Linked DNA regions of Homo sapiens: region 2 is linked to region 1. Evidence: chromatin loops called from intact Hi-C (ENCODE). Cell type or tissue: Calu3. All regions are shown on one strand. Each heading gives the region's core, and the rest is flanking DNA. Links, peaks and the distances in the headings are about the cores only.

Region 1 (3,097 bases), core at 272-2,771:
TCAAACTCCTGACCTCAAGTGATCCTCCCACCTCCGCCTCCCAAAGTGCTGGGATTACAGACGTGAGCCACCACGCCCGGCCAAAAACTTTACGATTTTTCTTAAATAAATATCCAAATGCACTCAATATACTTTTTGTAACATGTGTGTGAGCACCATGCAATCTCACTGAAGAATTATTATTTGCAATATTTTCCCAATAGAAAATATTCTGATTCGCAGCTATAATTTATTGAATGTATGCAATGTGCTATGGTTTGGGATTTCAAAATATTTGGGGAAAAATAAAGTTAATGTCTACAACCAACCAAAATGTATGCTAAATGAATTAAATATAAATAGCTAAATAAATAAATTAGAAATATGAATTTATTTATCTGATTGGTGAAAGTCTTTTCAAATCACATAAGCCAAGAAGCCTTCTGGTTCAAAATTGCAGATGAAGCATAAACATTAACCTTTCATCATTTCCACGACTGAAACAACAGTAAATTACAAAGGGAATTAATCCGTATCACCACTGAAGTGGGAGTGGAGAGAGCTATCAACTGACCAAAACTTTTGATAGATATTAAGAACATGGAAATCTGATGGAATAAGATCTCACATAGGCCCTCAGCTCTTCTGTGCATATGTTTACTTGAAGCCCCGTTTACCATTTCCCTCAGTGTAAGCTTCCAGGAAGCAGGGATCTTGTCTACAACATTCACTGCTGTATCCAGCACCTAGGACATGCCAAGCACATAATAGGTATTCAGTAAATATTTGACAATTGAATAAATATAGCCATCAATAGAAAATTAAAGAAATAAAGATGAATCATCTTAATGTACCATGCCATCTTTAAAAGCCAGTACCTATCACATATTAAGTTTTCAATTAAAACATTCTGAATGAATGAGTAAATGAGAGAGTGGTGAAAAACGAAATCCTTAATGTTGTTTTGTCATGAGATTCCAGTAAGCAAAAATAAAATTATAAAATTATATAGATTTTGGAGTTCAAATTTTATTAAAAAACAAATGCACTCATAGATAAAAGACTTGAAATAAAAAATGTTAACTATAAGTATATGTAGGAGTGGGATTATAAGTAGGAGTGGAATAAAAAAGACTGTATTGTCTTTTATGCTTTTCTGCATTTTTCAAACTTTCCATTACATATATGTAACCCCTCTGTAATTAAGGAGAGGGAATAAGCTTTTGCACAACAGGACTTCATTCTGCTGTTATCTTAGACCTACTACACTATCTCTTCTCCCACTCTTCAGATAGCCAGTTCATACCATGTTATATGCTAGTCTGTAGCCCCATTCTTCAAAAAAGCATGAAAGAAGTAGGGAAAAAAGGAGGGGTGGTAAACCAGTTGTTACAGAGACAGGCAAGAACCCCAGGATAGAAGTTTTGTAGCCTATTCAGGTTGGAATATATGCCGGCTATGTCTGTAGTATGTGTGTGTGCCTGTGCTGGGGACGGCACACAGGGGTCACTCTTCCAGTGACTCATTTCCTACCAACATTTTGGAGTGTTCCCTCCAACCACAGCACAGTCACCAGCACCAAGATGCAATCATGGGAAGAATATGGCTGAGGCAGAGCAGGTCAGGCACATTTAACTCAACTGTTTACTTAATGGGTCGTTACTGATCCATGCTGGGTGTTACCTTCCTTATCCATGTGTATATAAATCACATAAAGTTGTGGGTACAGCTTTACATCTGTAAAGTTATTAGTACAGGGTGTGGTCACAGTAAAGTTTAATAAGTAACCATTGTTTTCATAATTATTATATAAGACAAGGAGATGATATTTAAAAAAATCAGTGACTAATAGATAAAACCCTATACCTCCAAAATCTTATTTAATCATAAATCCAATATTTATTTTCCTACTGCATGTGCAAGTTGCTTCAGAGAAAATGTAAGTTGCTGGCAGAATTAGTTGGGGATGTATGCCATACAAACATGAACATTTACACAGCAAAAACGTTAGAAAAATGTGTTCAAGATTATAATAAAAGAAGTATCACAGAACAGAGTCTGATGAATGGCCAAGGGAATTATCTCCTCCTCCTTGCTCTGAGTAGAACAAGGGTCACTGCAACACAAGTCATTATTTGAGGACTCTCACTCCCTCAGAGGCAGGATCAATATTCTATGAAATGTGAAACAAAGGACGTTTCATAAGAGGATCCATTCATTCTAGTAAAGCAAATTTGTTTAAAAAAATCAACTATGAATTTTTAAAAAATACTAAGTCTGCCAGAGCTCCAAATTATATACAGTAACTCCTCATTCAATGTCATTGGTAGGTTCTTGGGAACTGCAACTTTACGTAAAATAATGTATAACAAAACCAATTTTACCATAAGCTAGTTGATATAAACAAAACTTAAGTTCCTACAGCATATTTCTGGTTACAAAAACATCACCAAACTTCTAAGTAAAGATAAAAACACTCCTAATACTAAACATTGAATTAAATGCGAGCTATACATACATTTAAGAAAGATGAAGAAAAACAAGTAAGATATATATCTACCCAGTTTTTCCAGTTCAGGATCACGAATGGCCAGAGCCTATTCCAGCAGCTCAAGGCCAAGGCAGGAACCAGCCTTGGACAGGACATCATCCTATCCCAGGATGCATGAACGCGCGCACACACACACACACACACACTCACACTCACTCAGACTGGGGCCATGTAGACATGCTAATTCACCTAATGTGCACATCTTTGGGATGTGGGAGGAAACTGGAGTACCTGGAGAAAATTCACATAGACAGTGGTCCTGGCTGGGAATTGACTCCTTTTTCCCTCAAAATTACAATGAAATAATGTTGAATGAAATTATGTTATTTGAGGATCTGCAGTACTTTTGGGCCAGGAGAGTAGGAAATGAAGCATAGGAGATATTTGCAGGTAATTTAAAAATATGTATATTCCCATTCAAAAGATGTGTTTCCCCATGACGGTGGACATTTATTGTTGCCATTTTACATCCACTCCTCTTTTGGGGACTGGCATTTCACTTTTTTGTGGAGAGAATTACTCTTCCATCTGTTGTCCACTGAATGTAAAAACCTGGAACTTTGTTCT
Region 2 (3,097 bases), core at 185-2,684, 110 kb after region 1:
ATTACAGAATGTAATGACAGCTTTAAAGGCTATCTTAATTGTAGCTTTCATTTGTAAACCAGGAAACTAAAGCCCACAAAATAAACAAACTTATCAAAGCTTACATTTCTAGACAGTGGCAGAGATGATTACTTTAGCTTTAATTTATAAACTAGGAAACCAAGGCCCACAAAATAAACAAACTTATCAAAGCTTATATTTCTAGACAGTGGCAGAGATGAAATCATGCATGAACCATCTGCATTCCTACACCGAAGGTCTTTGCACTATATTCCATGTCATTTACCAGTGGTGAAGTTTCTGACGCTAAGTTACACTTGTGGAAGGATTCATCTTTGATAATAGAGGATACATCATGAACTGCATTGATACAGTTTGGCTCTGTGTCCCCACCCAAATCTCATCTTGTAGCTCCCATAATTCCCATGTGTTGTGGGAGGGACCTGGTGGGAGATGGTTGAATCATGGGCGCAGGTCTTTCCCATGCTGTTCTCATAATGGTGGATGGGTCTCATGAGATCTGATGGTTTTAAAAACAGGAGTTTCCCTGCACAAGCTCTCTCTCTCTGCCTGCTGCCACCCATGTAAGATGTAACTTGCTCCTCCTTGCTTTCCACAATGATTGTGATACCTCCCCAGCCATGTAGAACTGTAAGTCCATTAAACCTCTTTCTTTTGTAAATTGCCCAGTCTCGGATATGTTTTTATCAGTAGCATGAGAAAAGACTAATACAGTAAATTGGTACTAATACAGTAAATTGGAGTGGTGTGCTGCTGAACAGACTAATAAAGTAAATTGGAGTGGGGTGCTGCTGAAAAGATACCCAAAAATGTGGAAGCGACATTGCAACTGGGTAACAGACAGGGCTTGAAACAGTTTGGAGGGCTCAGAGACAGGAAAATGTGGGAAAGTTTGGAACTTCCTAGAGACTTGTTGAATGGCTTTGACCAAAAGCCTGATAGTGATATGGACAATGAAATCCAGGCTGAGATGGTCTCAGATGGAGATGAGGTACTTGTAGGGAACTGGAGCAAAAGTGACTCTTATGTTTTAGTAAAGATGCTGGTGGCATTCTGCCCCTGCCCTAGAGATGTGTGGAACTTTGAACTTGAGGGAAATGATATAGGGTATCTAGCAGAATAAATTTCTAAGCAGCAAAGCATTCAAGAGGAGACTTGAGTGCTGTTAAAGGCACTCAGTTTTAAAAGGGAAGCAGAGCATAAAAATTCAGAAAATCTGCCGCCTGACAATGTGATAGGAAACAAAGTACCATTTTCTGAGGAGAAATTCAAACTGGTTGAATAAATTTGCATAAGTAATAAGTAGCCAAATGTTAATCCCCAAGACAATGGGAAAAATGTCTCCAGACCATGTCAGAGGTCTTCACTGCAGCCTCTCCCATCACAGGCCCAGAGGCCTAGGAGAAAAAAAGTGGTTTCGTGGGCTGAGTCCAGGGTCTCCATGCTTTGTGCAGCCTAGGGACTTAGTGCCCTGCATCCCAGCCACTCCAGCCATGGCTCAAAGGGGCCAACAGGGAGCTTGGGCCGTGGCTTCAGAGGGTTGAAGCCCCAAGTCTTGGCAGCTTCCACATGGAGTTGAGCCTGTGAGTGCACAGAAGTAAAGAACTGGGGTTTGGGAACCTCCGCCTAGATTTCAGAGGATGTATAAAGACGCCTGGATGCCCAGGCAGAAGTTTGCTGCAGGGGCAGGGCCCTCATTGAGAAACTCTGCTAGTGTAGTGTGGAAGGGAAATGTGGGGTTGGAGCCCTCAACAGAGTCCCTACTGGGGCACCACCAAGTGGAGCTGTGAGAAGAAGGCCACCATCCTCCAGACCCCAGAATGGTAAATCCATTGACAGCTTGCACTGTGCACCTGGAAAAGCCACACACACTCAATGTCGGCCCATGAAAACAGCCAGGAGGGAAGCTGTACCCTGCAAAGCCATAGGGACGGAGCTGCCCAAGACCATGGGAACCCATATCTTATATCAGCATGACCTGGATATGAGACCTGGGGCCAAAGGAGATCATTTTGAAGCTTTAAGATTTGACTGCCCAGCTAGATTTCAGACTTGCATGGGGTCTTTAGCCCCTTTGTTTTGACCAATTTCTCCCATGTGGAAGAGCTGTATTTACCCAGTGCCTTTTACAGGATCATAGGTGAAAGGAACTTGCCTTGTCTCAGATGAGACTTTGGACTGTGAACTTTGGAGTTAATGCTAAAATGAGTAAAGACTTTGGGGGACTGTTGGGAAGGCATGATTGGTTTTGAAATGTGAAGACAGGAGATTTGGGAGGAGCCAGGGATGGAATGATATGGTTGGGCTCAGAGTTCCCACCCAACTCTCATCTTGTAGCTCCCATAATTCCCATATGCTGTGGAAGGGACCCAGTGGGAGACTGTTGAATCATGAGGGCTAGTCTTTCCCATGCTATTCTCCTGATGGTGAGTGGGTCTCATGAGGTCTGATGGTTTTAAAAATGGGAGTTTCCCTGCACAAGCTCTCTCTCTTTGCCTGCTGCCATCCATGTAAGACGTGACTTGTTCCTTCTTGCTTTCCACCATGATTGTGAGGCCTCTACAACCATGTGGAACTGTTAAGTTCATTAAACCTCTTTCTTTTGTAAATTGCCCAGTCCTGCGTACATCTTTATTAGCAGGATGAAAATAGACTAATATATGCACACTAATCCATCATAATAGAGTCATTCTCTTCCTTCAGTTTGGCTTCACTAGAACATATGCATCTGGATGAAGGATGGCACCATACAAAGAATATTGCATCCGATACCTCACATCACAAAGGGTATAAAGGAAGTTGAATGGGCCAATTGGAAAAATGCTAGAAAATCAAAAAATAGGTACCAGCCTATGCAGTCAAAGGCAAACTCTTTTTCCAAGTCTACAAGGAGTTTTTCACTTGAGACAAGCAGATCATTCTATATTCCAAATACAGCAACCTGAGCACCACTGCCAATTCCCCAATCCCTTTGAAAAAAGAAAAAAATTAATGCAGCCAATTGTTGAAATACTTGAATAACTGATTGTACAACCACAACCAAAGGTTTGCCATGGTCCCCAAGCAGAACAAAAAA

Evidence for each region. A loop is a pair of places that touch in the nucleus more often than their neighbours do. Peaks named below come from ENCODE experiments on the same cell type or tissue, not always from the same donor. Only the 100,000 strongest peaks of a DNase experiment are listed, where the experiment ranks them.
Region 2: it touches region 1 in a loop (2.2-fold over the local background); 1 of 110 quality-filtered maps calls a loop at or near these places.

The regions. Positions count from the first base shown.
Region 1 is chr14:29,747,962-29,751,058 of GRCh38, forward strand. The region is part of intron 1 of PRKD1 (protein kinase D1); the gene reads right to left. Among named protein-coding and RNA genes, the nearest start is that of PRKD1, 180 kb to the right of the region's middle. In Calu3, for the core only: no CTCF peak of the experiment used is centred there; a DNase peak (open chromatin) is centred at 1,540.
Region 2 is chr14:29,853,330-29,856,426 of GRCh38, forward strand. All of the region lies in intron 1 of PRKD1 (protein kinase D1), which reads right to left. Among named protein-coding and RNA genes, the nearest start is that of PRKD1, 73 kb to the right of the region's middle. In Calu3, for the core only: no CTCF peak of the experiment used is centred there; no DNase peak of the experiment used is centred there.